2 separate regions of the Homo sapiens genome follow, and region 1 is linked to region 2. Evidence: chromatin loops called from intact Hi-C (ENCODE). Cell type or tissue: dorsolateral prefrontal cortex. All regions are shown on one strand. Links, peaks and the distances in the headings refer to the core of each region. The heading gives the core; the rest is flanking DNA.

Region 1 (16,237 bases), core at 2,647-10,646, 80 kb after region 2:
TTGAGTTGTATTGCATTGTGTATGTAAATAAGTGTGATAGATTATATACATCTATATTGTAATATATAGAGAGATTATATATATATATATATATACACACATATCTCATAATTTGTTTATCCATTATCCTGTTGATGGATATTTGGGTGGTTTCCAAGTTTTGACTATAATGAGTAAGGCTGGTATGAACATTCTTATGTAAGTCTTTTTGTAGACATATGTTTTCATTTTTCTTGGGTAAACATGTAGAAGTGAAATTGCTGGACCATAGGGTATATATGTTCAATGTTATAAAAACTGCCAAACAGCTCTCCAAAGTGGTTGCACCTGTTTAACTTTTTAAACTTAGTATTTCCTTTGTTCATTTGACCACAGAGCCCCACAGATCTGTAAAATGAGCAGGTTGGACCAGACAGCTTTTAAGATTCTTTCCAGCTTTATGCAGTGATAGAGGCCAAGGCATTCAGGAGTGGAGTTGATCAAGGTCAGGATTTGTCTTCTTTCATAAATCGTGTAGGCAAGAGCAAATGACACGAAACCCAGAATAACCAAATGTTGGGAGTAGGAAGATAGAAAACATTGCTGAGTCCAGGGAGTGGAGAAGAGGTAATAACTAGCAGGTAGTCACCTGGACAGAGGCATGAAAGAGGAAATATTTAAGCCAGAAGGAATCTGAGGTAGAAACAATTAAAGCAGAAACCACGGTATACAGAAGACTCCGGCAGTGTTTAAGAAGTTTCTTTGGCCCAGGGGCATCAATAATGATAAGACATTCAGAAAACTCTTCAAGACCACTGTTTTCAAAAAAGGGGGAGTTGCAGAGAGGATTTGGGGCACAACTGAAAATAAGGTACAGTAAAACTATTCATTTTCATTCAATTTATTAGGAATTTAAGTTTTAAATGACATATTACTGTTGGGATATAATTATCTGTGGATCTCTTGCATTTCTGTATTTTTTTTGTTTTTGTTTTTGTTTTTGTTTTTGTTTTTGTTTTTGTTTTGAGGGAGGGTCTTGCTCTATCACTCAGGCTGGAGTGTAGTGGCGAGATCTCGGCTCAGGGAAACTTCCACCTTCCCGGTTCAAGCGATCCTCCCACCTCAGCCTCCTGAGTAGCTGGGATTACAGGCACGCACCACCATGCCCTGCTAAATTTTGTATTGTTTGTTTGTTTGTTTTAGTAGAGACTGGGTTTCACCATGTTGCCCAGGCTGTTCTTGAACTCATGGGCTCAAGTGATCCACCTGCCTCAGCCTCCCAAAGTGCTGAGATTACAGGTGTGAGCCACCATGCCGGGCTGCATTTCTGTATATTTTGAGTAGAAACACTGCCTGTCCTTTGCTCTGGCCTATCTTTTGAAGGATGTTTCTGTAGTGAACAAACTTGAAAACAGAGATCATATGTACCTTGGGAGCAAAGGGTAGGTTTGCCTACATCCTTGGAAGATAGAGATAATAAGTAATCCTGAAATCAAGGGCGTGCATGCTTACTGCCCTTTGTTCAGGTCCCCTAAGCTCAGAATTCCTGTCCTAAAATGCAACCCACTGCATTTGCATGTATAATCTGACCCTCTTCAATCACTCTTTTGAGACGTGGGGAGCCAGTATAAATTCTTTTTTTTTTTTTTTTTTGAGACGGAGTCTCGCTCTGTCGCCCCGGCTGGAGTGCAGTGGCGGGATCTCGGCTCACTGCAAGCTCCGCCTCCCGGGTTCACGCCATTCTCCTGCCTCAGCCTCCCAAGTAGCTGGGACTACAGGCGTCCGCCACTACGCCCGGCTAATTTTTTGTATTTTTAGTAGAGACGGGGTTTCACCGTTTTAGCCGGGATGGTCTCGATCTCCTGACCTCGTGATCCGCCCGCCTCGGCCTCCCAAAGTGCTGGGATTACAGGCGTGAGCCACCGCGCCCGGCCGCCAGTATAAATTCTTTAAAGCACGCTGACAGTTTATCTACTGCTATGGCTGCAGATAATAAACCATCTCCCTGACTCAACAGTCTCACGTCTTTTCCCACTATCCATGAAACTAACTTGGAATAGCTAACTTGTTAGCTTGCAAGTGGGGTAAAATCTCAACCCCTTCAAAGTTCTTGACAATTACATATGAATTCTTGAATAAAAGCAAAAGTTCTTCCTTCACACAATTCCAAAGTCTAATTTGTCAACAAAAGGAATTCTAAAATCAGGAGGTTTCTTTTTTAAAACAGAGGTTCAAGAAATTAAAGATTTCTCAACATGTTGTTCATTTTTAAACCTAACAGCTCTGGAGCAAGTATTTTCCTGCACTTTTTCAAAAGTTATTGTGCTTGTCCCAAAAAGATACTCCCTTTATTCCAGGAACCGACACAATAAAACATCTCTCAGATGCTTGGAGGATCAAACTCAGTCTCAGTTGCTGAGATCACTAGTACGGCCCAAGGGCATGGGCCTTCTGTGCTTCTTCAATTTCAAAGGTTGGCTGGCTCACTGCCCCAGCCCGCCCCATGGAAACCCTGAGCAAGGCACATCTCCTGCGTGGTTTCTGAAAGGCAGAAGATAAATGTCTATCCACAGCGAAAACAGTAGAAGAGCCCTTCAGCACATCTCTGGCCAGAAAGCTGAGGGTTGGTGGCAGGGCGCCCACACATTCAACTTGCCAGTAACAGTCCAGGGTCTTGTTGTTCTGCATTTGCACAGAAATTTAGACAGTCATGGAAGTCAAAGAATGCAGATGACACTGTAGTTCCAACCCCACAGCCCATGTGTCACCTCCTTTGTTTCAGTCACTTCATGGATGTCATCTTTTGAAAATGATCTAAGTCACATGAAGGCTTCCCAGCCACTCCTAGCTTCACATAATTGTATCCTTTTCTAAAATCCTGACCTTCCCTTAACCCATTTCTCTGCAGTGCCAGCATCTCACCAGTCTCCGAAAAGCAATCCCCTTTCTATTCTGAATCAGTGATCCTCTTCTTCATCAGAACTGATTCTTACCTTCAACCATTAAATCAGATGATTTCTTGAGATTCCTTCCAGATACAGTATCAGTCAATGTCCCCCACTCACTTATTCACTCTCCTTAGAATACATATATATTCAGAAAAAAAAAATGACATTGATCCTATCTATCTTCCCTCCTCTTCAAATACAGGTTCCTAAAGTGTCCAGTTTACAAGTCAATTCACTGCTGGATAATTTAATATGTGGCTTACTCTCTATATGCCATAGAGGCAGTGTGCTTAATAAGGTCCCTAAAGACCTCATTTTCAATGCATTGAGCATCTCCCCTCTCTCCTCCTCATTCTCTCTTATCCTAAGGGTGTGTGTGTGTGTGTGCATTGCACACGGTATTGTCTCAATTGTGTCCCCCCAACAATTCATGTTGCATCCCTAATCCCCAAGGTGACTGTATTTGGAGATAGGGCCTTTAAGGTGGTAACTAAGTTTAAATGAGATCATAAGGGTGGGGCCCGAATCCCACAGGACTGGTGTCCTTAGGAGAAGGGACACCAGAGAGCTGTCTTTCTCTGCACATGTGAGCACACACACAGAGGAAAGGCCATGTGAGGACAAGGCGAGAAGGCACCGTCAGGCAAGCCAGGAAGAGAGGCCTCACCAGAAACAAAATTTACTGGCACCTTGATATTGGACTTCTAGTCTACAGAACAGTGAGAAAATAAATTTCTGTTGTTTTAAGCCACCTGGTCAGTGATATTTTTTATGACAGCGAGAGCTGACTAATGCAGCGTGCATGCCCTTTATTGGTTCTTAACCTTTTTATGCCTAGTAAACTATTAAAAGGTAGTAAGCCTAGCAGACTGCATACAATATGCATTCTATTCTGTGTAGTATAGTCTACATAGTATGCAAAGCACACATAACATATTAGATAATTATAGAATGACAGGGCTAGAAGGAAAGGTCACTGTTAACAGCAGAGTGCAGGCTATTTGCAGAAAAAAGGAACAGAGAGCAAATGCATGAGTTGTCTTATTTATATTTCAAATAAGCTCTTCTTTCAGCTAACATGCTTATACCTTGTTTACTCACCATTAGTAGCCATTGATAAATATAACCATTTTAAATTTACATGCACAATTACATTTTGCAAAAAGGTCAACCTTAGTATTTTCATACAGTACCACCTGGTGTGGAGGAGGAAAGTGTGACTTAAGCTAATGTTTAATGCAAAAAGAGGGATGATTCATTAATGGCTCTTATTTCATGTTTCGGACATTGATTGGAGATTTTTGCTTAAGAACCAACCATTTTGAGGCAATTGGGAAAGTTTGAACATGGGTTCAGTCTTAAATAATATTAAAGAATTATTAATTTTGTTAGGTATGATAATGATATTGAGGTTATGAAAGAAAATGGAGAAACAGAACTACTTAGTGGAAAAGAAGAAAGAGGAAGAGAGGAAGAAAAAGAAAAAGGAAGAGGAGAAAAAAGGTGTAACTATAGCAAAATGTTGAGAACTTAAATGGGGGAAGAGCCCATGAGGTTTATTATATGATGTGTGTCTACTTTTGTGTAAGTTTGAAAATCTTCAATATCAACTGCTTTTAGCCAGGTACAGTGGTGCAAACCTGTAGTCCCAGCTACTCGGGAGGCTGAGGTGGGTGGATCACTTGAGCCCGGGGGTTTGAGACCAGCCTGACAACATAATGAGATCCTAACTCTGTCAGAAAAAATAAACAAACAAAAACGGCAAATATTCACTGAATGTCTGAAGCAGGAGTCCATCAGCTGCCTGCCATCAAGGGTAGATGGAAGGTTTGTGAGGCCTCAAGCTTTTACCATTTGGGGAGCCCTCCTTCAGAAAAATGATGAATGCACAATTCCCTTGGGAGGGGCCTGCTCTGGTGACAGGCTCACACACTTGCATTTCATCAGTTCCATAGTAAATCCACCTCTGTCAGCCATGGGTATGGCTTGGTTAGCCCAGTGATTCTTCCTTTTTCAGCTTTTTCTTTTCTTTTTATTATGAACATTTCAAACATAACCAAAAGTTAGAGCGTTTAAGACAATGATCTTTTATGCGTCTGTCATCCAGCTTCCACAACCATGAGTCCTTGGCTAGCTAGTCTTAATTCATCTGTAATGAATTAACCAGCCATTCCCCTCCATCCATACTGTGTTATTTTAAAGCAAATCCCTAATATCATTTTATCTCTAAAATATTTCAGTATGCATCCTTAAAAGATAAGGACTCTTTCAAAAAACATATCACAATATCATTATGACACCTAAAAAAAAACATAATTTCTCAGTCAGGCCAGTGTTTAAAATATATATTAGATTGTCCAGGAGTGAATTGACTTGTAAACTGGACACTTTAGGAACTTATATTTGAAGAGGAGTGGAGATAGATAAGGTCAATGTCCGTTTTTAAATTTCTTTAATTGCCTCAAATATTTTTCTACAGTTTGTTCAGATCAGGAACCAAATAAAATATATATCACAACTGGTTGATATCTCTGTTAAACATCTTTTAATCTATGGGCTTGTCTTCCACATTTGTTAGATTCCTGGCAATGTATTTGTTGAGGAAACTGGGTCATTTTGTCCTGTAGGGTTTCCCACAGTCTGGTTCTTGCTAATTGCATTTCTGTGGTATCATTTAACATGTTCCTCTCCTTTATGTCCTGTAAATTGGTGGTTATATCTAGAAGCTTGATTGGATTCAGGGTTGATTTTTTGACAAATTCATCAAAGGTGTGTACTTCTATGAAGGCACAAGATAAATGGTTGCTTTTTTTTTTTTTTTCAGGTGAGTAGCCACTGCTGATCATTACTTTGACCCATTATTTCCCAATTTTTTTTTTTTTTAGATGTGAGTTCTGTCAGGCAGGGGCAGGGATTGCGTACATTGTAGGGTGCTCACCTGGCTGGCTCCCAAGGCACTGGACTGTCAGAGGATCAGGGGTAGGGACAGCATGGACAAAGGGGACAAGAAGCCAGACTTGTCCTAAATGAGTTCATAGCATGGTCGGAGACACAGGACGTAAACACGGGGAAATAACAAAGATATGTCATAAAGCCGTGCAAATAACTTAGGTAGCGATCCTTCTGGGAGCGCAGAGGACAAGAGAGCAATCCACTTGGGTAGTCGGGGAAGGACTTTAGCCCAGACACTGACTTTCTCCAACGAAACACAATATCGTGTCTGGATGCCCAGTTACCAGTTGGCGTCCACCCTGGGCTTCCTGTTGCAAAACATCCAATCGATTTCTCCTCCACTGTGCATGTTGGACCAAAGGCTGCACAGCCAAGATTCTGACTCCCTCCTGGTTACATGCCCCCTTGTGGTAAAACCACAAATTACAACAGATTTTCCAACCATGAAGATGGGGACAGCCATCAAACATTATCAGCAGGGTGGAGGTGTGGAAAGAAGAGCATCTGTAGCGGGTCCATTCTGTGTCCGGCACAGAGCTGGGCACATCTGTGTGTGTTAGCGCATTCTTACCTCCCAGAGCCCGGTAATCGACCAACATTTGTGGCCGATGCTACTAGGCACGGACCCAGTATCTGCATTCACCTTCTTCCTTTCTGACAAATCCCAATTTTGTTCACGGTGGCAAAGTGCCCCCTAATGCTTGTCTGATCAGACTGGTAGCTAAGATGCTGGCCAGGGGGTTCTAGCTGGAAGTTGGCTGGAGATTTCTGGGAATGGCTTTGCTTTCCTAGTATAGGAGCTTCCCCTTTTTCCCTTCCTGCCTGGAATGCAGAGTTAGGTGGGAGGTAGAGCAGCCATCGTGTGGCCACGAAGAGGCCAGTGTGAAGACAAAAGCTTCACTTCGAGAAAGCAGCAGGAAGAAAGAAGCAACCTGAGTCACAGATGTTCCCAGCACCCCCCAAAATGCCTACCTCTGGACTTCCTGAGAAGTGTGAGAAAAAGACCTTACTTGGGTCCACCACCGTAGTCAGCTTTCTATTATACACAGCATAAACAGAATCTGTCTGATCGTTATCATCATGGTAGTTCGACTGATGTACTAAGATATGGATGTTCAGGTCGCTTAAGAAACTCCCTCAACTGGCCGGGTGCGGGGCTCACGCCTGTAATCCCAGCATTTCAGGAGGTCGAGGCAGGTGGATCAACTGAGGTCAGGAGTTCGAGATCAGCCTGGCCAACATGGTGAACCGTCTCTACTAAAAATACAAAAAAGTAACCAGGCATGGTGGCATGCAACCGTAATCCCAGCTACTTGGCAGGCTGAGGCAGGAGAATCACTTGAGCCCAGGAGGCAGAGGCTGCAGTGAGTCAAGATCATGCCACTGCACTCCAGCCTGGGCAACAGAGTGAGACTCTGTCTCAAAAAAAAAAAAAAAAAAAAAATATATATATATATATATATAAAGAAATTTGTGTAAATATATATGTACGTGTGTGTGTGTGTGTGTGTGTGTGTATATATATATATATTTCCTCAAATTCACACCACCACAATAGGGCACAGCTGGGGCTCAACACCACTTCCCATCAGCTTCTTCACCACCACCCCTCCCCTGCCACCTGATGACAACATATATGCACCTTCTTCTGTTTCATGATACCTCTCACCTGGCAAGCCAGAAGGCTCTTTCTCGGGGGACTGGAGTCATCACACTCTTCTGCCCACCAGAGCCCAGGCTGCTGGCAATGAAGACATCATTCCTTCCTTCCCAGGCCAGTCCTCTTGAACACAGAGCAGTGGCAGCTGCTGGAAATCCCTTCTCCCCTCCAGTGCCTCCACTGCCTGCCCTTTCTACCACCTTGCCCATGTTTGGTCATATCCAGAACACCCCTGTTAAAATAGAGCCATCTTGCTCAGCAGTTCCCCGCAGGTGTTCCACAAAACCCTAGTCCCAAGGGAAGTGACTTTGTATGGCTGGATTTAACTAAGACTAAGATGCACAAGCTTTCACATTTTAATGTCTCTGAAATTAGGATGTTTGTTACAATTGACGTATATTATCAGCAGCCATTTTCCCATGCTTTAACCGATCAGAAATCATATCTCACAGACATTGGCCTCTTAGCTCTATTAGAATGGTGCTTGAAAATAAAGGAGTTCCATGGTGAAATACGTTTGGAAAATAATGGAACAAACTAAATCAATAAACCTTTGCAATGCAGATCTTCTCAAAGCCTTTAACATGCTAAAGTGCCACTCCAAGAGATTTGCTAGGATTATTTGGCCATGGAATTCTCCTTTTTGTAGAGTGCCTCATAGTACTAGTGTTATATGGAATGCAAATTAAGAAACTTAGCTATTATATTCTGGGATAATTGACCAGATTTGCCAACCAACTAGCTGTCTTCTGGAAGAAAGCTCCAAGAAAGCTGCAGAAGACCTAACATGAGAAGCTGACAAGTCTGAAGCGTAGCCCTTTAGTGGAAAGGTCAGAGGCCTCACGGAGGCACTACCACCTGCTGAGTCACTGGAAAACACAGCAGATACCTTCGGGGGAATAATGAAAAGTGAAACGTGCAATGTTGTTAAGTTTCTCCCACTTGACTCTTTATTGGCAGCCAAGCCTACATGCCTTCATCCAGCCCAAAGAAACAAGAGTATGACTAGGGCCGTGCCTTCTTAATGCTTAGATACTATGTCTGACCTCCAGAACCTACAACGACATCATTGGTCTCCCAGATACAAACACATCTTATATGACCCTGGTAATGCTGAAAGGGGAGAGCATTCATAGAGAATTTGTAGTGCTGCTTAAACTCTCCAGGTGATTCCAATATTCAGACAAAATTGAGGCCCATAGTTAAGGCTCTGACTTGATGAAGCAGCGTTTAAATTGTGACAGCTGGGGAAAGATATGTTTCATTGTTTTGGTCATCCCAGCCCTAGGTGACAAAGGCCAAAATGGTAGTGATAGTGAAAATGGAGATAGAGATGGAGATAAGAAATGTTTTAGGGATACAATCTCTGAGGAGAGATTCAGAATAACTCAGGTTTTGAGAAGTTTGGCAGAATGACATACCATGAAGAAACGGGACAGTGAGGAGCAGAGGCCAGGATTTTGAAGGGAAGATGGTTATTTGAGTTTCTACATTGTGCTCTAGCCTTTAGAAGGATGTCCTAGTAGAAATGTCCAGAAGGCAGTTGGAGATGTCGGCTGGATTTTAGAGGGCAGAGCTAAACATTTGGAAGTGATCTGTATCCTGGTTATGTTTGAAGCTTTGGGAGTTTAAAGATTGTCTTCCCTGCAATGCGATACTGTTTGGAATACCACACATTTATAACTGCTGGACTCAGCGTGAAGGATGTGAAGTTCCCGTTCTGCTTCTGCCACTTACCAGTGTGTGACCTCAAACATGACACTCTGCCTTCTCAGCCTCAGTTTCCTTAACTAGAAAGCAGATGTAATCATACCAACCTCGCTGGGCATTTGTGAATATTAGTTGAGAAAATCCTTGTCAAGTGCTTGGCATAATGCCTGGTGCTGAACATGGCCTCCAGCCTTGTCAAGTCTCTCTAACGTCCCTCGCCCCACCCCACGCAACTCCCAAGCAGGCCGTGATTGATAGAAGTCCACTTCTCTTCTGTGCCAAGAGTGACTCTAGCAAAAACAAGCAATCAATTTGCACTCATCTCAATGGTATGTGTAGATCAGATCTTGGCAGACCAATTTAATTTTCTTTGATGGTAGATAGGCCATGTAGATAAAGAATGAGCAAGAGATGTAATCTCTTTGTGCTGGAATCTGACCTTAGATTCCATCACAAATGACTTTTCATCAATTAGATAGAAGGAAATAAGAGAGACTCTCTTCTGTCTTAAGTGCAGGCACAAAGAGCTGAATAATATCACCCAAAAGGCAGCCTATCGATGACTCAGCCTCCACCTAGGGACATCCTCTGTGACCTTACTCATGTCAGAGAGGACCCCATACTGAACATCTCTCTCTTTACACCAACAATGTCTTAACCAAGAATGTCCTAATTAAGGTCAGATGACACCAAGTTGTCAAGCATCCGTCTAAGGTAGGAATAGAGCCAAAATAGCATTAACTGACAGTTCATAAAGAGTGAGGTGCAATAGGAACAAGTTTAACATTAAAAAAAACTATGTAGACAAAAAGAAGAATATATGTTGGCTCGTTCACTAAACTAGTAACCAGTGTCACCCAGAGTTGTAGCCAGATAAGGAATGCTCAAGAATAGCCGGGTACCTGGACACCCCTGATAAATTTAACTCATATCAGAGAAGGCAACAGGAAGGCAGAGGAAAAGGGAAGGAGAGACAGAATGAGAAAGAGATCAGGGAAGAGAAGATAGGGAATTGCAATGTTGCTGTTGTTTTTGTTTATGTTGAGAGTGGAAGATGCTAGTCCATTGGAATTCACGTTCACTTATATGGGCAACAAATAATTTATTGAGCATGCAGTGTGTGCCAAGCACTGTAACCAGTGCTAGGGATATAGCAGTGAGTGGAACATTCAGGATCCTGCCCTCATGCGGTCTTCTTCCTCTACCCAACTTCCAAGTGTTGAGGAGCCCATTACGAGTCCTTAGATGGCTTCTCGTTTCCATCTGCACCCACCGTTCGTATGATCTCATCCACTACCACAGCTTTCCATACCATTCATCTGTGACTCCTTGCAGATTCAGACTTCCATCCCATCTTCAAGTGGCCAGTTATCTAGTTGTCCTCTCAACAAACCACAACCTTCGTCCATTCAAAGCAGAATCTTGATTCTTCCCTCCCCCTGCCCAAACCTCTTCTTTCTCCCATCTCTCCCACCTCCACACATGGCACCAAACACAGCCAAAACAGGGGAGTTGTCCTGGACTCCCACATCCCACGTTCTGTTGATTCTAATTTTCCAGAATTCGAATTGCATCCCACAGCCAAAAAACAGCAGTTTCTTCTTAATTATTTTGCATTCTAAAGATTGCTGCAAACAGGACTAGAGAAGACACCCCCGTCGTCCTTCGCTGTACCCCCTTCCTGCCCTCCAACTGTGACCTTGGCTGAACCAGCCCTACCACTATCAAGCCAACAAGAAGACTGCAGAAAGAGAGGGGTTTTGGGGGGTTTATTGCCTTGGGAGCAAGGACTAAGCACTCACGAGGAACGTTACTGCCTCCCTCACTCTGGGGAAAGTAAAGAGATGAATCCCAAAGTGATGAGAGGCTCGAAAGCCAGGGTCAGCAAACTTTTTCTGTGAAGGGCCAGATGGCAAATACTTTAGGATTTGCTGTCATACAGTGCCCGTCACAACTACTCAGTACTGCCATTGTAGCGTGAAGGCAGCCGCAGACAGTAGCGAATGAGACAGAAATAAATGAGCAAGGCTGTCTTCCAGTAAGACTTTATTTATGGACACTTACATTTGAATTTCATGTGATTTTTCACATATCACGAAATAGTATTCTTCTCTTGATTTTTTTTTCAACTACTTAAAATAGGTAAAAACTATTCTTAGCTCACGGGTTAAACAAAAACAGGCAGCAGGCCAGTCCTGGCCACTGGCCATACTTTGCCAACTCTTAATCCAGGAGAGCCACTCACAGACAATGCAGGGCCAGAAAGGGACAGTGACATCTCACTTCCCAGTAGACCCCTGATAAGCTGCAGAACTGCAGGCCCCTTCTGGAATGGAGCTAAGGGCGATGAGAACATTGTGTGTTCTCTGGAGGCTGGGGACACAGGGAGCCTATGGCCGGGGCCTGCCACTTAGCTGGAAGCTTCTGAAGGCAGGATGACTCAGTGGAGCAGGCCCTGATGCAAGAGGAACAGGACTCATTTGCACTCAACTATCTCTCAAAAATATTATAAAGCTGTGTCTCCTAAACTTCAGCTCTCTCTGCAGTAAATTTAAACTGTTGCGACATTGTTGCGGGTGATTTACTGGGGTGGTAAGCTTTTGCATGTTTTTTGGGAGGTTCCTTTTAAATTTCTACTACCATTGCTATCATTTTTAAGGAGTTATTCAGATGACAGAATGTTAAGCGCTGATAGTGGCTAACAAGGGAGGCTGCAGAAAGTCTATGCTGGGATCTTTAAAACCGTGATCAACTGCCATCTGTTTTGGGAGTTTTAAAGTGAGCCCAGCATGCATCAGGAGGCTAGGTGGGTCACCACTTAAGTCTCCTCCATCTTCCTAATTCCAAGATACGAGAGGAAACAGATGTGCGTTGGGGAGAGTAATGAGAAAGAGCAACTCTGCTTTCCTTTTCTCCAACAACAGAAACAGTGAATATTAACTCCCCAAATCCCTGTGTAACACTCACTGAGTACCCAGCCAAAGAAGTTTCCTTTGAAATTGAATCTGTCTGTCTAAGAGGGTCTACAAAGCCTGCATTTTAACTCTGAAATAATTCCAGTTACTTGAGCTGCTGTTGCTGCTAAAAGATGTTTGAAGAGGAGGAGGAAAAGCCATCTCGATATGACAAGGATTTGTCACTTGCTGCAAAGAAGGCACGGGATTTTTTTTTTTTCCCTGTAAAAGGGGTAGTCAGAGTTGGGAGCTTGTCCCTGTCTTCTTGGCCGAGATTCCTAGAGGAAACACAAATAGACTTTTTCAGGTCACAGGTTTCTCTGCATCAGGTGGTCCGGAGTCTCGCTCAGTTTCTATAAATCAGGCCGTTTCTCTCCAACTTATGAGTCTCCTAGCACTGGACATTCTGGAAATCCAAATGAAATTGACAAATTCGGTTGATGTCATAGCAAATTCAATGCACCTTGCTCTCTTCAGGCTGATTTCAAATCACTGGATTGAGAAGAGCTAAAATCTAGCTTTTGTTTTTAAAAATTAGACTGTATAAACTGATTTTAAAAAAATAACACAGGAATAGATATTATGTAAGATTTTCTATTCCCCGCACCCCCCGCCCCCCACCCCGCCACCAGATTTTTGTGGCCATCACCTTTTCGTGACCAATTTTATTCCCACAGTGCAAGCAGAGGGTTTGCAGTTTTGTGATGCCTTTTCGTTTTTTAGTGCCACATCATTATCAATCAAGATGTCCAGATAAATTACTTAACAGAGAGGCAGTAGAGGCGCTGCTCACATAACCACCCAGCTGAGAAAGCCTTCCTTCACTCACTCTCTTCTGTCCTGGACAGACTCATGTGGTTTACAGTTGCTCTCATTTCCATTTATCAGAAACAGATTTGCAAATGTTTTCTTTTAAGCTGGTGTCCCTTCTCTCCATTGTAATCTCAATAAGTATGAAAAGAGAAATATAGAAAATGAGCAGCATTGCTTTTTATCTCATCACCACTCACTGAGCACCTACTGCATACTCGCCTCCAAGCAGGCGTCCCCTCCCTAACAACAGCACAAGCAGGCATTATTCATCCATTTTCACAGCTACGTAAACTAAGCTGTAGAAGTTCAATAACTTGCCCGGGCTCATACTTCTGGTATGAAGTGGAGCCTGGCTTCCAGCCCAGCTCTGTCTGCCTCCAGCGCCTTTCTCTGCACTGTTCAGCAATGCCTGGCTACAGAACACGGCCAGTGTGGCCAAGCATTTTCCATGACTGTCCCTGGAGCACATTAATTCACCTCCTGAAGTGAACCTCTTTGGGAAGATGAGCCTTTTCCAAAATCAATACTTTTCATTGTAGTTAAGCAATTATGACCTAAAAGAAAATTTTCACCATGATACTGAAAGCCACCAGCTTCACATAAACACCAAACGTGCTGTAACTGAGGAGGTAAGGGGCGAGTCCTTGTCACACATTTCTTGGAGGTCAGGTCAATCCACCTGTGAGCCCAAAATTATGCTGGCAGAAGGAAGAAGCGAGATGATTTTTAATTGTTATGAAGTGTGCTGGTAACTTAAGTTGTTCTGTATTTCCATCCTTGTTTTGAAACCAAGCTGAAGCTCTCTCTGTCTCTCTGTCTCTCTGCTTTCCCTACAAATTGGACAAGAGTTTCTTCTTGGCTTCCATATGACATCAGGTCTTTCCTAAATAAAAGCAATCAATGCAGGAAAAAAAAAAATTCAAAGATAGGATGCCACTCTCTTTCACAACGATTAGTAGTTTTATATTTCCTTCCAGTCTTGTTGATGTGGATTTAACTAGTACATATTTTTAAATGCTAAAAATTGTATGTATTTCTTTTTATACCTCACATTATATCATAAACATATATGTTTCTATATAACCTTTATATGACTAATTACATCATAAACATATTTGCATGTTTCTATATAACCTTTACGAATTTAACAACTGTATAATATTCCTTCAAGTTGATATACCCCAGTTTCTTAAACTATTTCTCTTCTGTTAAGTGTTTGTAGTGTTTCCCTAATATAAGTAATGTTTTGTTTTCACCTAGGTCTTAGAAAAAAAAATAAGTACTGTTAATAAACTTTTTTGGTGTATATACCCTTTTCCCTTTCACTGGAATTTTTATTTAAGCTAAACTGTCAGAAGTATAATTACAGGGCCAAGAGATTTGAATATTTTATGTTTGATCTTTCTTACATCCTGAACACATACATATTATTTTCAACATTCTTCCTGTCATCTTCTAAGCATAATCTGGGAGAAACAGTCAATTCATTTCTTCATTTCTCTCACCCTTGACTGGGCATTGGATTATAGTAGAGCTTGCTCACCCTCAAAGCTGCTGCCAATTTCTTCCTTCCTTTCCTCCTCTCCTCTCCTCTCGTCTCCTCTCCTTTCTTCCTACCTTTTCTCTTCTCTTCTTACCTTTTCTTTCTGACAGGGTCTTGCTCTGTTGCTCAGGCTGGAATACAGTTGTACAATCATAGCTCACTCCAGCCTCAACCTCCCAGGCTCAAGGGATCCTCCCAATTCAACCTCCTGAGTAGTTAGGACTACAGGTGCACAGCAACACACCCAGCTAATTTTTGTATTTTTTGTAGAGACAAGGACCCACTATGTTGACCGGGCTAGACTCAAACTTCTGGGCTCAAGTGATCCTCCAGCCTCAGCCTCCCAAAGTGCTGGGATTACAGATGTGAGCCATGGCGCCTGGCCAGCTGCTGCCAAATTTTGAATATAAGCTAGACTTCTTGAAAAGTCCCTATGTTTCCCATATAAATAGAAGGCCAGAAAGATTTTTTTAAAATTATTACTCAGTGCTGGCAAGGGTACAAGGAAATAGACACTAATAAATTTCAATGAGTATAGACTGGTACAAACTTTCTGGAAAGCAATTTGGTAATATATGGGAATGCATTTAAAATGTATATATGCTTTAGGCCGGGCACGGTGGCTCACGCCTGTAATCCCAGCACTTTGGGAGATCGAGGCAGGTGGATCACCTGAGGTCAAGAGTTAGAGGTCAGCCTGGCCAACATGGCGAAACCCCATCTCTACTAAAATTATAAAATTAGCCAGGCATGATGGTGGGCGCCGGTAATCCCAGCTACTCAGGAGGCTGAGGCAGGAGAATCGCTTGAATCTGGGAGGCAGAGGTTGCTGAGCGGAGCTGAGAGCACATGACTGCACTATAACCTGGGCAACAGAGAGAGACTCCGTCTCAAAAAATAAAATAAAATAAAATAAATAAAATAGAATGTATACATGCTTTAGTCCAACCATTCTATTTTAATAATTTATCATAAGAAGGAAAGTCAAGGTAGGTACAAATATTTGCTACAAGCATATTCTTTTTAGCAATCCTTATAATAGCAAAAATAAAAACAAATTTAATCCAACAAAAGGTGACTGGCTTAAGAAATTATGACACATCTGTATAATGGGTATCATGCAACCATTTAAAATTATAATTGCAGATGACAAGATATATTAGTCACATAAACACAGCCTCATAATATATGTAATGAAAAAAGTCATACAATAGCACTTATTATATTGTCTATTTGTGTAAAATATATATACCTAGATAGGAGTATGATATGCTCCAGTTGTTAACAGTATTTGTATCTGGATGGTGGAATCATTGGTGGTGAATAGTTTTGCCTTTTTATCTTTTACACCACAGGTATTTTGTGTTTATAATAAGAAAGAAAGCTTATTTTTTTCTCATTTATACCAGTTTCAGAAGCTTACAAGTGCACAAAAATGTTTCCTGCCGCCCCCACCAAGATGGAACAGGGACAAGAAGAACTGATCTGCATCATCCTCTAGATTCTGTGTGCGCTTCCTGATCCATGCCTCCAAATGACAAGGGTTACAGGCATGCAGCAATGAATGTAGGCAAAATCCTTTCTGTATCTAATTCAAAACACCAGTACCCCCAGTCTAGCAAAGGAAGTGAGAATGCCCCAACCACTCTAATCAGGGACATGGACAGTTCTCCCAGCA
Region 2 (16,237 bases), core at 5,525-13,524:
ACCCTATCGTCTCAGCCCAAAATCTCCTTAAGCTGATAAGCAACTTCAGCAAAGTCTCAGGATACAAAAATCAACGTGCAAAAATCACAAGCATTCCTATACAACAATAATAGAGAGCCAAATCATGAGTGAACTTCCATTCACAACTGCTACAAAGAGAATAAAATACCTAGGAATACAACTTACAAGGGATGTGTAGGACCTCTTCAAGGAGAACTACGAGCCACTACTCAAGGATACAAGAGAGGACGCAAACTAATGGAAAAACATTCCATGCTCATGGATAGAAGAATCAATATCGTGAAAATGGCCATACTGCCCAACGTAATTTACAGATTCAATGCTATCCCCATTAGCTACCATTGACTTTCTTCACAGAATTAGAAAAAAACTACTTTAAATTTCATATGGAACCAAAAAGAGCCCATATAGCCAAGACAATCCTAAGCAAAAAGAACAAAGCTGGAGGCATCATGCTACCTTGACTTCAAACTATACTACAAGGCTACAGTAACCAAAACAGCATGGTGGTACCAAAACAGATATATAGACCAATGGAACAGAACAGAGGCCTCAGAAATAATGCCACACATCTACAACCATCTGATCTTTGACAAACCTGACAAAAACAAGCAATGGGGAAAGGATTCCCTATTTAATAGACGGTGTTGGGAAAATTGGCTAGCCATATGCAGAAAACTGAAACTGGACCCCTTCCTTACACCTTATACCAAAATTAACTCAAGATGGATTTAAGACTTAAACTAACACCTAAAACCATAAAAACCCTAGAAGAAAACCTAGGCAATACCATTCAGGACATAGGCATGGGTAAAGACTTCATGACTAAAACACCAAAGCAATGGCAACAAAAGCCGAAATTGACAAATGGGATCTAATTAAACTAAAGAGCTTCTGCACAGCAAAAGAAACTATCATCAGAGCAAACAGGCAACCTACAGAATGGGAGACAATTTTTGCAATCTATCCATCTGACAAAGGGCTAATAATATCCACAATCCACAAGGAACTTAAATTTACAAGAAAAAAACACAAATAACCCCATCAAAAAGTGGGCAAAGGATATGAACAGACACTTCTCAAAAGAAGATATTTATGTGGCCAACAAACATGAAAAAAGTTCATCATCACTGGTCATTAGAGAAATGCAAATCAAAACCACAATGAGATACCATCTCACACAATTAGAATGGCAATTATTTCTTTTTTTAAAAAGTGATTTTGAATTCTATTTCATATCTGTGTTAGTTCCCCACTTTCATGTTACAATGATAACTAAAACTCATATACTGCCTACACAATGTGCCACGTATTGTTCTAAGCACTGGATATATATTAACTCTCTTATTAATCCTAAAAGTCCTATGAGGTAGGTACTCTTATTATTTCCATCTCATAGATGAGAAAACCAAGGCACAGAAAAGGTAAGTAAATTGCCCAAGGACACGCAGCTAGATCCTAGGGAATACAGCTCCAGAATCAGTGCTTTCAACCACTTTGTACCCTAGCATACTGCTGCACACCCCTGGGCTACTCTTACCCCAGTGTGAGAAACAACAAAGGAAAAAGTTAGACAAGGTTTCTAAATTGCATCCCACTCTTAAGACTTTATTTTACAAAGTAAAATAAGTTAATAAATGCAAACAGTGCTTACTAATTTCAGTATCATGCCCTGCATTTGAGTGTTAATACATTTAAATTGAAATTATGAATCCATATCATTCTGCACACCTATCAATACGTATGTTCTTTCAACAATATTTGCCAGTACTATGTGCCAAGCACTATTCTAAGCACTGAGGATATCGCAGTGAACCAAACAGAAACCCCTGCCCTCATGAGGCATATACTCAAGTTAGGAGGCACAATATATTAATAAGTAAAATATATAGTAAAACAGAGACAGAACAGCAAGTTCAAATTTGCCACAGTCAGCATATACTTCACAAATCTGAGGAACAACACAGAAACCAACAGAAAGAAATGAGAGGAGGGGAGAAAGAAGATGAGGTCAAAGAAGAAATGGATGCCAGACTATGCAGAGCCTTGTAGACCATTATAAGGACTTGGCATTTAATCTAAGATAAGAAGCCACTGAAAGTTATGAGCAGAAGACACAATCTGACCTATATTTAAGAGGAACTCTCTGGCTGCTCTGATGCCAACAAGCCAGGGACAGTGTGTTCTCTCATGTTTTATTTTACACTTTCTGTAGTATACAGAATGGCTAAAATGAGTGGTAGAGTCTGAGAGAGGATAAGAAAAAACATATACGGCTATTAAGGCCCCACATTTAATCTTACCATATAAGAAATACCAAATACCACATTAAATAAGAGCTCATGCACTCCTATTAAGACAGCCTTGAAAGTGGGAAACTTAAGATAGTTCAATAAGGATATACAAATTCTAAAATCAAGAAGCTAAAGCACTCTCACTTGGCAAGGCTGAAATACAGAAAGACTGTTCAGTCTAAGAAAAGTATGTGTATTAGTCTTCTGAATAAGAGGTTAAAATATTTGAATGCAACTCTTCCTATGACCTAAGACTCATCCCTGTCAAAGACTAAGCTGACATTTGCACAGGAAAAAAACAACGGTGGGTGAGTAAAAAACCAGAATAGCACATATTTCCACAAATGGGTTTAGAATTCTAAATCACAAGTTTGGTCAAATAGTTATTTAGATATAAAAACTACTTTACTATAATCTAGTACAACAAGGTAAAAAAAATAAAAACAAAACCCAGCACTATAAATTAGCTACCACCAGAGACAAAATTTGTGGAGCAACTTAATATTCAAAGGACAGAAAAAGATGTTTCTTAAAAACAAGTCATGATGATACAAATAGCCAATGAACATATGAAAAGGTTTTCAACTTCATAAATTATCAGGTAAATACACACCACATGGCAAATATCCTGGGAAAATCACAATGAGATATGATTATACCTAAAAAAGACTGACAACGCCGGGCGCAATGGCTCACGCCTGGATTCCCAGCACTTTGGGAGGCCAAGGCAGGTGGATCACCTGAGGTCAGGAGTTCGAGACCAGCCTGGCCAACGTGGTGAAACCCCATCTCTACTAATAATACAAAAATTGGCCAGGTGCGGGGGCTCACGCCTGTAATCCCAGCACTTTGGGAGGCCGAGACGGGTGGATCACGAGGTCAGGAGATCAAGACCATCCTGGCTAACACAGTGAAACCCCATCTCTACCAAAAATACAAAAAATTAGCCGGGCGTGGTGGTGGGCACCTGTATTCCCAGCTACTCAGGAGGCTGAGGCAGGAGAATGGCGTGAACGCAGGAGGCGGAGCTTGCAGTGAGCCCAGATGGTGCCACTGCACTCCAGCCTGGGCAACAGAGCGAGACTCCGTCTCAAAAAAAAAAAAAAATTACAAAAATTAGCCGGCTGTGGTGGCAGATGCCTGTAATCCCAGCTACTTGGAAGGCTGAGGCAGGAGAATTGCTTGAACCTGGGAGGCGGAGGTTGCAGTGAGCCCAGATTGCACCATTGAACTCCAACCTAGGCGACAAGAGCGAAATTCTGTCTCAAAAAAAAAAAAAGACTGACAACATCAAGTGTTGACAAGGATGTGGAGCAACTGAAACTTCCCCTCTGTAGGTAAGAGGGAAAACTTGTATAACCACTTTGGAAACTGGTGTTCTTCCCTAGTTTAATTTATGCATATCCTATGACCCAGCAGTTCCACTCCTAGGTATATGCTCACTAGAAATTCATGCATATATATGTCAAAGGATAAGCAGAAAACCATCCAAAGCAGCATTACTCACAAGAGTCTCAAGCTAAAAGCAACCCAAATATCCATTAATAAGAAAACAGATTTTAACTGTGATATACTACTATATGACAATGAAAATAAACTACAAATATATACAACACCATGAAATAATCTCACAAATACACCTTGAACAAAAAAAGCTGGACACAAAAGAATACTTACTGTACATAAAGTTCCAAAATGGGCATAATTAATTTATGGCATTAGAAATCAGAACAGTGGTTACCTTTGGGAAAGAGGTAAGTGGCAAGGATTGGGAGGGATCATGAATATGGCTTCTGAGGTGCCAAATGTTCGATTTCTTGACCCCAGAGCTGATGGTTACATTGAATTACAAGGCTTACATGCAGTGAGATGCTGAAGTTGTTTCTTACTAGTTTTTGAGAGCCAGCTACTAAATTTTCAGAAATTTTGTGAGCCAGCCGTGAAATGCAGCCATTAATAAATATTAAATTACACAAACTTTGAATAAGTTGTATTTTTAAAAAAGGAAATAAATACGCAAAACTCCTCACATCCTAATTATTTTACTATTACCTATTATCTTGAGGTTCCATAGTTTATTGTATCTCTATGGTGGAAACACCATAGAATGGTAGGCTGCTACCCAAACTCATCTCAACTATGAGTTCAGTGACATGATGTTGAAATCCATCATACAGGTGGTATTTATATCACAGAATTAGCAAATGCTATAAATCAGGGCTTGATTTATTGTTTTCCTGACTGTCTAGATTTAGAAAAGTAATGGGGAAAATGTTAATAATGCAGACTAAACTTAAAAGCATGTCATTTTTGCTGTTGTTACACTGTAAATAGCATAAAAAATCTGATTATTCTTCCAGTATTTGAAAACTGCTCAAGTCATTGATCAATGAGTAAAGCTCTAGCATGTTTTTATTGTTTCATTATCATCTTATTCTTTAATGTGTATACACACATACACCTTTTTTTCATAAAAGTAGTTACTAATATACACCACTGGCTAGATTATCATTATTCATCAAAAAAGTATACAATTTGTGCACTTTTCTTCAGTAGAAATATTTTCTATGAAGTCACTGTTCATTTGTATAATCAATCAATAGCTCTCAAAAGAATATGTCAATCTAGTTTGCAACATCTCTCCATATCAGATATCCCTAGACTTACTCATGAGAAGGAAAGTCTTCTCATGATAAATGGCCATTTGTTATGCACAATTTAATGAAATAAAGTCCTTTAACAACTTTAAAATGAATTCAGAGAATATAATTTGCCATACTTTAATCTGAATTCTATTTAGAAGCATATATAGCTTTAATCATGAGATAATGGAAGTACTGCTCATTTCACTGAGTTAATTAACCATAAAACTATAATCTTAAAAATACTTGGCTGGGCGCAGTGGTTCACGCCTGTAATCCCAGCACTTCGGGAGGCCGAGGCGGGCGGATCACGAGGTCAGGAGATCGAGACCATCCTGGATAACACGGTGAAACCCCATCTCTACTAAAAGTACAAAAAAATAGCTGGGCGTGGTGGCGGCCGCCTGTAGTCCCAGCTACTCGGGAGGCTGAGGCAGGAGAATGGTGTGAACCCAGGAGGCAGAGCTTGCAGCGAGCCGAGATCGCGCCACTGCACTCCAGTCTCTGGGCGACAGAGCAAGACTCTGCCTCAAAAAAAAAAAAAAAAAAAATACTTGAGAATCAGAGTTTTATAAATTAAGGTTACAAAACAAAAACATTTCTTCTGCTACCTAATATTTTACTTTTAGATTATCCTTCTTAAGTAAAAAAAATCCTTTCGTTACTTCTATGTATATATCTGACTCTAAGCTTAAATAGCAAAATAATAATAAATCCGATTTTCCCAGGTGCTATGGTCTAAATGTTTGTGTCCTTCCAAAATTCATGTTGGTATCTAAGCCCCAATGTGATGTTATTAGGAGACAGGGTTTTTGGAAGGTGGTTAGGTCAATGAGGCTTCTGCCCTCATGAACAGAATTAGTGCCCTAATAAAAGATTCCCAAGGGAGCCTGTTGGCCCCTTCCATCCTGTAAGGACACATAAGAAGGTGCCATCTAGAAGGAACAGACCCTCAGCAGATACCAAATCTGCTAGTGGCTTGATTTTAGACTTCCCAGCCTCCAAAACTGTGAGAAATAAATTTCTACTCCTTCTAAATTACCCTGTGTAAGCTATTTTGTCATAGTAGGAAGAGACCAGACACACTGAAATAAAACAGAAAAAATATAGCTTAAAAGTTAATTTATTCAGGCCAGGAGCTACATTTCATTAACGTTTGTATTTCTAGCACCTAGAAGTATTACTGACACAAATGTGCACTTAATAAAGATGTGTCCAATAAACAGAGTACTAACTAGCCTTATGGATGACCCTGTAGACCTCAGGGGGGAAAATGATAAAGCCTCAACAATAGATCACTATGCAAAGTGATTGTTACTTACTGAAAAACAGCATTTTAAGCTTGGATCTAACCTGAAGCCTGTCAGTAATTTTAAAAAAGAAAAAGAAAAAAGACATAATCAGTCTCAGAAAATAAACTCGTATTATTATAAGAAGACAGTAAGCATTTTCAAATAAGAGTCTGTATAGCATAATGATTAAAAAACTCAGGTATTACACATAGACAAGGTTCAAATCCTAGTTCACCATCTATTTGCAGTTAAGACTTCAGTGTCTCAATTTCTCTACACATAAAACAGGAAAAATAATGCTGAGCTCACAGGATTATGCAGGGATCAAATAAACCAATAAATGTAAAAAGCTTCAAAGCGGGCTTTTTTTGTAGAAAGCTTCAAAAAGGATAAGTGCGCTCAAGGAAGACTAACATTTGCTACTACTGCTATTATTAGTTGTTCCATCATACAGTTCCCAACACCAAATTAAAAATCCAAAAATATACCAGGGACCTTAAGCAAGATATGTCTAACTTCTCTTATCCTCAATTTTTTTTACATCTATAAAGTTAAGTACATAGTTAGAGTGCTGCAGCAGCTTTCAAAATTCTGACCCAGGCACAAAGTAATAAATGCATTCTGGATCATGAGCTGGTGTACATAAACATATGAATAAATTTGTATATATTTTTATCAAAATAATACTGTACTTATGGGCAATAAACTGAGTTTTCTGTTCTACTCTGCTTCAATTTTAAAGCTGGCAGCAATACACAAAACTGATCTTAAGAAAAACAAATACAATAAACACTGGGGACTCCCATATCTCTGAGGGTACTTCCAAACAACACTAATTTTCCTTTCTTTTTTTTTTTTTTGAGACCAAGTCTCGCTCTGTTGCCCAAGCTGGAGTGCAGTGGCTGGATCTCAGCTCACTGCAACCTCTGCCTCCCTCCCAGGTTCAAGCGATTCTCATGCCTCAGCCTCCCAAGTAGCTGGGATTACAGGCATGCACCACCACACCCAGCTAATTTTTGTGTTTTTAGTAGAGACGGGGTTACACTATGTTGCCCAGGCTGGTCTTGAACTCCTGGGCTAAAGTGATTCACCTGCCTTGGCCTCCCAAAGTGCTGGGATTACAGGCGTGAGCCACTGCCCCTGGCCCCAACACTCATTTTCAAATGAGCTTTTAGCAGAAGTGGGTATCTATTAGTTTCACCTAAGCTGCCTCAAAACCTATCGCAGCCTTCAGTGAGTTTCAGGAACTTCAGTATCCTAATGAATATTTGTGTGGTTACAAAAATTGTAACTGAGTCAAATATACCTTTCAAAGGCTTATGAAGTTTGCATGAGTTTGTTTTGAAAAACTGTAGTCCCCTCTGTTTCCACAGTGACTCAGAACATATCTTTTATCTCCAAACAACTGCGGAGTTCTTTTCTTTTCTTACATAAAAGGGTTACTTTCTAGTGACATTCTGAGTACTTACATGTCAATGAAAGAATAACTAAGATTTAGAAAATCATTTGATAACATTATAAATGAAAGACAATTTATAATTTCCAGGAAAAAAAATGTATTGACCATCCTGGCTAACATGGTGAAACAACGCCTCCACTAAAAATACAAAAAAAATTAGCCGGGCATGGTAGCGGGTGCCTGTAGTCCCAGCTACTTGGGAGGCTGAGGCAGGAGAATGACGTGAACCTGGGAGGTGGAGCCTGCAGTGAGCTGAGGTTGTGCCACTGCACTCCAGCCTGGGCAAGAGCGAGACTCCATCTCAAAAAAAAAAAAAAAAAAAAATGTATTTGACATTCAAAAAATGCTGCTTGATTATTTTGTTCTTTGCTTAAGAGTCACATTTAAAAACCAACATTTAATTGTTCTGGATCTCTTTTGGTAAATCCAATCCAGACTTTTCATCTAGCTTGGTAGGTGGGGAACTACATAACATGAAAAATCTTAAGGTTAAACAGGAAAAAGATGTGTGACTTCACAAATTCCATTCTTCCAGTATCCATGTCTCACTGTGAGACGCTGGCAAGTTTTAGCGCTCTGTACCACAGTTTCTTCATCTGTAAAGTCGGGATAGTAAGACACCTACTTCACGGGATTGCTTCATGAATTACTGTTTAATCACTTTGAACGGTGCCCAGCAAAGCAGCATCCAGTAAACCGTCACCATGGTTTCTCTTATGTAAATTCAAGACTGAAAGTTCCTTACCCTGTTCTAAAGGTTTATCTAAAAGCTACTAGCAAACTGGAGGTTGGATTTCAGCCGGTACTGTATTCTCTATAATGCAAACCAATGTTAGCTGCATAAAAATGAAGAAAAGAAACAAAAATAATATTTAAGATAAAGAGTTTCAAGTATCCATTTATGTGGCTTTTGATAATGGAGGGAACAAATTTTAAAAGTTAATGTATTTATTACTACCCTTCACTAATCCCAAAAAGGATCTGAAATAGAATCACTTGCTGTTTCATGGCATAAAAGCTCCCACAAACTACAAACATTAAAAAAATCTAATTCATTTTCAGTGTCCTATTGAGGCAGGGAGGTAGAATATGTCTTTGAACTATCTCATAAATAGAAATATTCAGAAAACACCAATTTTATTCTATCTTGGTCTATGTATTATGGCTATAAGACCTAGGAAGTTGGTCTGGAGTCCTTACCTACAGATCAAAATTACACGTAATAAAAATATTCAAATACAGTTTTGATGGATAACCACTTGTTATTAGATATATCTTTATTATACATATCATGGCCTGAATGTGATGACAGATCCTGAATCTCTAACTAGTAAAATAAAACTTTTCTGTGGCAATTTGATTACATTATCATTCATTTATGACATCACGGTGGAAACAGGAAATACTATCACTTAAAAATTTTTCTCTTTTTACTAAAATTAAGGCCTAAGAGACACATCAGATCATCCTGGCTACCTCCTTAATCTGTAAGATTATCTTCAACCCACTGTCCTAAGTCCATTTTAAGGGAAGTACAATTTCCACCGAATACTATGTTTATTCACCAATCAATTTCCTAAATAAGTACGTGTGCACAATGAACCCTAAGCAAGGGGAATCTTCTCAAGGAAAAGAAAAAAAATCTTGTTCTACTATAATCTACAGATAAATCAAAGATACTTATTTTTGGCAGTAGTAAATCATATCCCTCATCTTATTCTGTGAACAGATACATCTACCTTCTTGTCTTTCCCCATAACTATTTTCATTTATTGCTCATTTCTATTCAGAATACTTATTAAAATATTTTTCAAAAAAGTTTTAAAGCCGTATTTTTTCTTACAAGGGATCCATTTCACTAAATATTTTTATACATGTATGTGTATATAGATATTTACTACGCCTCTGAGGTGATTTGCATTGCAGCATGGCCTTCAAAATACAAAGACTACTTAGGCTTTGAATGAGACTTTTTTCTAACTCTTCCACGTCAAAACCAGGGTATCTTGAAAAGCCAACAAAAATCATAACATCCACCAAAAGTCCTGGGCTTCAAGTGAGTGAATTACAGAAAGACAGCATCTTGCCTTGTCATCTCTCCCTCTTGCTCTATAGTCCTTGTCCCTACTTGTAGAAGGCTTTTCACTCTTTGATATAGGATGTGCTCGGCCTACAGGTCCCCGGGCTCCTACTCCTGCCATTTCTTTCCTCAGAGGTCTTACTTCTCGATTGGGACGCCTGATCTGAGGTGGAGCTCTGACAAAAAAAAAAAAAAAAAAATTAAAATTAAAATTAAAATTAATCAAAGGCAAAAGTATGTCAATACTATCTTAGTCAATAAAATTGTTAAATCAAAAAGCCCGAAAGCTAATTTTTTCACCTTTGGCCAATTCATGGCCACAACTATTAGGTTAGTTTTCCCAAATTCTTTTTTCTAAAATATACTGGCTGATACAATTATTAAATACACACAAATGACACATAAAGCAGCAATTATTCTGTCAAAAGTTAATTATTAATCACCAATAGAGGGCAACACAGACTATCCCTATCTAATAATCTTAACAACATAATGGAAAGGCAATAATTTTATTCATTACTGTCCTAAACCAAGAATAAGTAACTTTTTTTTAGAAAAAAGCATTAAAAGCTGTAAGGACAGAAGTTCTAAATAAGTCTATTTGTACAGTTTACTAATTTCTGTTTTACAACCAAGATGATTTTCTCTGCTTCTATAATGGAAAATTAAACATTTCATTCATCAAATTACAAATGGCAGAGCTAACAATGAAATCTTCTTTAAGTAATTATGTTTTAAAATATTCATGTTTTGAGAATGTCTAAAAATCACAGAATCATTCAAATTATACAGTCCTCCAAATGTGATTAAAAATTTTGATAAATACATATAAGTATGCATGCAAAATAACATATTTTGTTTCATCTACTGTGGAACTTGTCTCCTGCAAACATTAAAGTTTTGAGGCTTCTCAGCACAGTTTTTGTCTCTTTTTGATTCTTGGGAAAGGGACTCTATCACTTCGTGTCTAATCTTAGTTCTCTCTTGAAATGTCTCTACCTCTGTTTTCCTACCTTTTCTCTTTCTATAGCTATGTATGTATCTGTAGCCCTCTAGATCCCATATGTGTATTCCATTTTTAACCACATGCCATATCTATTATTATCCCCTTTCCAGCCTCACACTTATAATTCACCTAACTCATCATGGAGTTCCGTTCCTCATATCAGAAAAGGTGACACATATGCATAATTCAAAGATAGGAAAATGGATAAAAAGCCATGAAGGTTGCAAACTAAGGGCCAAAACAGTAAGAAAAAGAAAAAAAAAGAAAAAAAAATGTGTTAACATGTTGTGAGTCTGATACAGCATATTTAGATGTTGGAATTAGACTACATCGTGAAATTTCTAGAAGGCCGGCAAAAACCGTATGTCTATCTATGAGGTAAACATACACTGACATCTTAATCCTTGGAGTTCAGTCCAGTTAAACAAGTATTTACTGAGGCACCCATTAGGTGGTATATGGCCTCTACCACACTGACCCTAGGAGGAGACAAAGACAAGCAATCTTGTGAAAGAAATCCTCAGGAAAGCAACTACAAAATAGTGCATAGTAATGGCTATGAGGCATTTTAAAATTTAAAGTATTATTACATTATCATCTTTAGGACATTAGTAGTCTTTTAAGCATTCTACCTATAAAATAAAAATGTGACGAGTCTGGTAAAGAATAAAAAATTGTAATTGTTAAATTGCTCTATTTCTAGTATTTCAATGTGACCACTGTTTTTTGACCTAATTTTTTTTTTTTGGATGAAGGGGTGGAAAGTAATAGAGTAAAACTTTACTTTTATTTGTATACACTTGTGTACATATAAATGTCTTTCCTGAGTCAGATTTATGGGTATGGCCAAAGACAATAAAATGAGACCAACAATCTTTTCCACACAGAATTTGCATCAAGTTTGCTCTTTTGTAAGCGGCTTCACCTGCTATTTAAATAGTCTGTTTTCTTTGTGGTCCTGCTTTTTAGACTCAAGAGCTAGCCAGAGCCTCTGCTCACCAACAGCAATCCCATCCCTCCCAGCTGGATGCCAGGCTGCTTGCCCATGGCTGGGCTTGCTGTGACCTCACTGCTCAGGGTGCACTGCAGCAGGTCTCAGACAACATTCCTTCTGCCTCCTCAGCTTGCGCTTTCCCCACCTCAGCTTGCGATTCAATGGCCGCCTAGGAGTCCTGCTGTAGTCCATTCTCCACACAAATCCCGCTCAGTAAAGCTGTATTGTGGAAGAATTGGTTCAAAGCTCTTACACAGGCTGCATTCTGAGTGTTTGCCATTACTGACCTTGTTCTGCCACTGAATATTCTGATGGGCTCCTAAATAGTCTGAGTGAAACTGCTCAAGAAGCCAGACGTGTCGTTTGTGGCAAGGCCCCTGTCTCATAGGAAGTGTGCCTCTGCTTTGTAAGTCTTCAGTTCCATCTCACTGCAATTGGATATTACATTTGTAACAGACTCTGTGGACTTCCCAAAGGACATCCTTGATTCTGTTCTGTACTTCTTTGTCCACTAGCACATCACTGCACAATGTCATGCTTCAATTTAAGGACTCAGTGACAGCTTCCAGGCTGTGTAAACAATAAAGGTCTCAAGGCTTCTTTTACTAGTCTCTCTGTAAAAATAGACTTTAGTAGGATTACATAGCATCCTTGACCTCTGCTCTAATGGTCAAACAGACTGACACAGTACTAGCTTACGGCACTTCAAATTTAGAGAATAACTGGTTAGATCTGCAGGTGAAAGACAAAAATATCTGTGCTGTGTTCAATTCTCCTATTTGAGATTTCCCTATAGGAATAAGAAATATGCCTTATTCTATCACATGCAAATAAGCCTCATCTCCTTCGAAATCCAATACTTCCTCTTTCAAAGCTATATTAAATATCAATATTATTTGTAAATGTTATTGGTACTGCTTTATATAGTCTAGATACGAGTCCTATGTCACATATATGCTTTGCAAATATCTTCTCCCAGTGTGTGATTTGCTCTTTTCTTTATTTTTGCATTTTATTTTCAACTTTTATTTTAGATTCAGGGGTACATGTACAGGTGCAAGTCTGTTATAAAGGTATTTTACCTCTCTTAATGGTATCTTTCTTGATAAAGAGGTCATGATTCTGTAAGTCCAATTTATCAATATTTTATATTTAATGCTTTAGTGGCCAGTTTAATAAATCTTTGCCTACCGCAAGATCATGATGATATCCCTCCCATGTTTTCTTCTAGAAGTTTTACTTTATTACTTTTAATATTTTAGGTATTGGTTATTTTATATTAATTTTTGTACGACGTGAGGTGGGGAAGAAGAGTATCTCGATTTTTTTTCACCCAAATGGATAATCAATTACCCCAGAAGCATTTACTGATAGGACCCACCTTTTTCTACTAAATTTCAGTGGTGTCTTCACAAACCAAGTAACTTTCCAGAATTTAATCATTAAGGATAACTTCTGGTTCTAAAAAGGACTTTAGAATTTTTTAATTATTTGCTATCAGATTATAAACAAGTATCGTAAGTAGGAATCTTTAAAATATTATTAATTCTTTCAACAAATAGCTAAATCTTAATGAATGAAAGGCACTATGCTATACAACGTAAAAGGCTGTATTAAGGGTCGGACACAGTGGCTCACACTTGTAATCCCAGCACTCTGGGAGGCCGAGACAGGCAGATCACTACAGGTCAGGAGTTCCAGACCAGCCATGCCAACATGGCGAAACCCTGTCTCTACTAAAAATACAAAAATCAGCTGTACATGGCGGTGGGCACCTGTAATCCCAGCTACTCAGGAGGCTGAGGCAGGAGAATCACTTGAATCTGAGAGGCAAAGGTTGCAGTGAGTTGAGATCGTGCCACTGCATTCCAGCCTGGGCCACACAGCAAGGCTCCATCTCAAAGAAAAAAAAAAAAGTGGGGGGAGGAGCCAAGATGGCCCAATAGGAACAGCTCCGGTCTACAGCTCCCAGTGTGAGCGACGCAAAAGACCAGTGATTTCTGCATTTCCATCTGAGGTACTGGGTTCATCTCACTAGGGAGTGCCAGACAGTGGGCGCAGGTCAGTGGGTGTGCGCACCGTGCACGAGCCGAAGCAGGGCAAGGCATTGCCTCACTCGGGAAGAGCGAGGGGTCAGGGAGTTCCCTTTCCTAGTCAAAGAAAGGGGTGACAGACGGCACCTGGAAAATCGGGTCACTCCCACCTGAATGCTGCGCTTTTCTGACGGTCTTAAAAAACGCGGCACCAGGAGATTATATCCCGCACCTGGCTCGGAGGGTCCTATGCCCACGGAGTCTTGCTGATTGCTAGCACAGCAGTCTGAGATCAAACTGCAAGGCAGCAGCAAGGCTGGGGGAGGGGCGCCCACCATTGCCCAGGCTTGCTTAGGTAAACAAAGCAGCCGGGAAGCTCGAACTGGGTGGAGCCCACCACAACTCAAGGAGGCCTGCCTGCCTCTGTAGGCTCCACCTCTGGGGGCAGGGCACAGACAAACAAAAAGACAGCAGTAACCTCTACAGACTTAAATATCCCTGTCTCACAGCTTTGAAGAGAGCAGTGGTTCTCCCAGCACGCAGCTGGAGATCTGAGAACAGGCAGACTGCCTCCTCAAGTGGGTCCCTGACCCCGACCCCCCAGCAGCCTAACTGGGAGGTACCCCCCAGCAGGGGCAGACTGACACCTCACACGGCTGGGTACTCCAACAGACCTGCAGCTGAGGGTCCTGTCTGTTAGAAGGAAAACTAACAAACAGAAAGGACATCCACACCAAAAACCCATCTGTACATCACCATCATCAAAGACCAAAAGTAGATAAAACCACAAAGATGGGGAAAAAAACAGAGCAGAAAAACTGGAAACTCTAAAAAGCAGAGTGCCTCTCCTCCTCCAAAGGAATGCAGTTCCTCACCAGCAACGCAACAAAGCTGGACGGAGAATGACTTTGATGAGCTGAGAGAAGGCTTCAGACGATCAAATTACTCTGAGCTATGGGGGGAAATTCAAACCAAAGGCAAAGAAGTTGAAAACTTTGAAAAAAGTTTAGAAGAATGTATAACTAGAATAACCAACACAGAGAAGTGCTTAAAGGAACTGATGGAGCTGAAAACCAAGGCTCGAGAACTACGCAAAGAATGCAGAAGCCTCAGGAGCCGATGAGATCAACTGGAAGAAAGGGTATCAGCGATGGAAGATGAAGTGAATGAAATGAAGCGAGAAGGGAAATTTAGAGAAAAAAGGATAAAAAGAAATGAGCAAAGCCTCCAAGAAATATGGGACTATGTGAAAAGACCAAATCTACATCTGATTTGTGTACCTGAAAGTGACGGGAGAATGGAACCAAGTTGGAAAACACTCTGCAGGATATCATCCAGGAGAACTTCCCCAATCTAGCAAGGCAGGCCAACATACAGATTCAGGAAATACAGAGAACGCCACAAAGATACTCCTCGAGAAGAGCAACTCCAAGACACATAATTGTCAGATTCACCAAAGTTGAAATGAAGGAAAAAATGTTAAGGGCAGCCAGAGAGAAAGGTCGGGTTACCCACAAAGGGAAGCCCATCAGACTAACAGCGGATCTCTCGGCAGAAACTCTACAAGCCAGAAGAGAGTGGGGGCCAATATTCAACATTCTTAAAGAAAATAATTTTCAACCCAGAATTTCATATCCAGCCAAACTAAGCTTCATAGTGAGGGAGAAATAAAATACTTTACAGACAAGCAAATGCTGAGAGATTTTGTCACCACCAGGCCTGCCCTAAAAGAGCTCCTTAAGGAAGCACTAAACATGGAAAGGAACAACCGATACCAGCCGCTGCAAAATCATGCCAAAATGTAAAGACCATCGAGACTAGGAAGAAACTGCATCAACTAACGAGCAAAATAACCAGCTAACATCATAATGACAGGATCAAATTCACACATAACAATATTAACTTTCAATGTAAATGGACTAAATGCTCCAGTTAAAAGACACAGACTGGCAAATTGGATAGAGTCAAGACCCATCAGTGTGCTGTATTCAGGAGACCCATCTCACGTGCAGAGACACACATAGGCTCAAAATAAAAGGATGGAGGAAGATCTACCAAGCAAATGGAAAACAAAAATAGGCAGGGGTTGCAATCCTAGTCTCTGATAAAACAGACTTTAAACCAACAAAGATCAAAAGAGACAAAGAAGGCCATTACATAATGGTAAAGGGATCAATTCAACAAGAACAGCTAACTATCCTAAATATATATGCACCCAATACAGGAGCACCCAGATTCATACAGCAAGTCCTGAGTGACCTACAAAGAGACTTAAGACTCCCACACATTAATAATGGGAGACTTTAACACCCCACTGTCAACATTAGACAGATCAACGAGACAGAAAGTCAACAAGGATACCCAGGTATTGAACTCAGCTCTGCACCAAGCGGACCTAATAGACATCTACAGAACT

What was found. Peaks named below come from ENCODE experiments on the same cell type or tissue, not always from the same donor. Only the 100,000 strongest peaks of a DNase experiment are listed, where the experiment ranks them.
Region 1: it touches region 2 in a loop (4-fold over the local background); 7 of 110 quality-filtered maps call a loop at or near these places.

What each region holds. Positions count from the first base shown.
Region 1 is chr13:30,328,988-30,345,224 of GRCh38, forward strand. LOC124903145 (a long non-coding RNA gene) reads left to right here. Exons shown (of 2, transcript XR_007063742.1): 2 at 15,969-16,237. LINC00426 (long intergenic non-protein coding RNA 426) reads right to left here. Exons shown (of 5, transcript NR_024464.2): 5 at 11,279-12,481. Among named protein-coding and RNA genes, the nearest start is that of LINC00427, 17 kb to the left of the region's middle. RefSeq lists an enhancer at 8,888-10,087. In dorsolateral prefrontal cortex, for the core only: a CTCF peak has its summit at 6,291 (motif pointing left); a DNase peak (open chromatin) is centred at 6,230.
Region 2 is chr13:30,245,652-30,261,888 of GRCh38, forward strand. It overlaps KATNAL1 (katanin catalytic subunit A1 like 1), which reads right to left. Exons shown (of 11, transcript NM_032116.5): 4 at 9,796-9,964. Among named protein-coding and RNA genes, the nearest start is that of KATNAL1, 54 kb to the right of the region's middle. RefSeq lists an enhancer at 11,873-12,373. In dorsolateral prefrontal cortex, for the core only: CTCF peaks have their summits at 10,239 (motif pointing right) and 11,321; a DNase peak (open chromatin) is centred at 11,871; H3K4me3 peaks cover 624 bases; H3K27ac peaks cover 2,035 bases.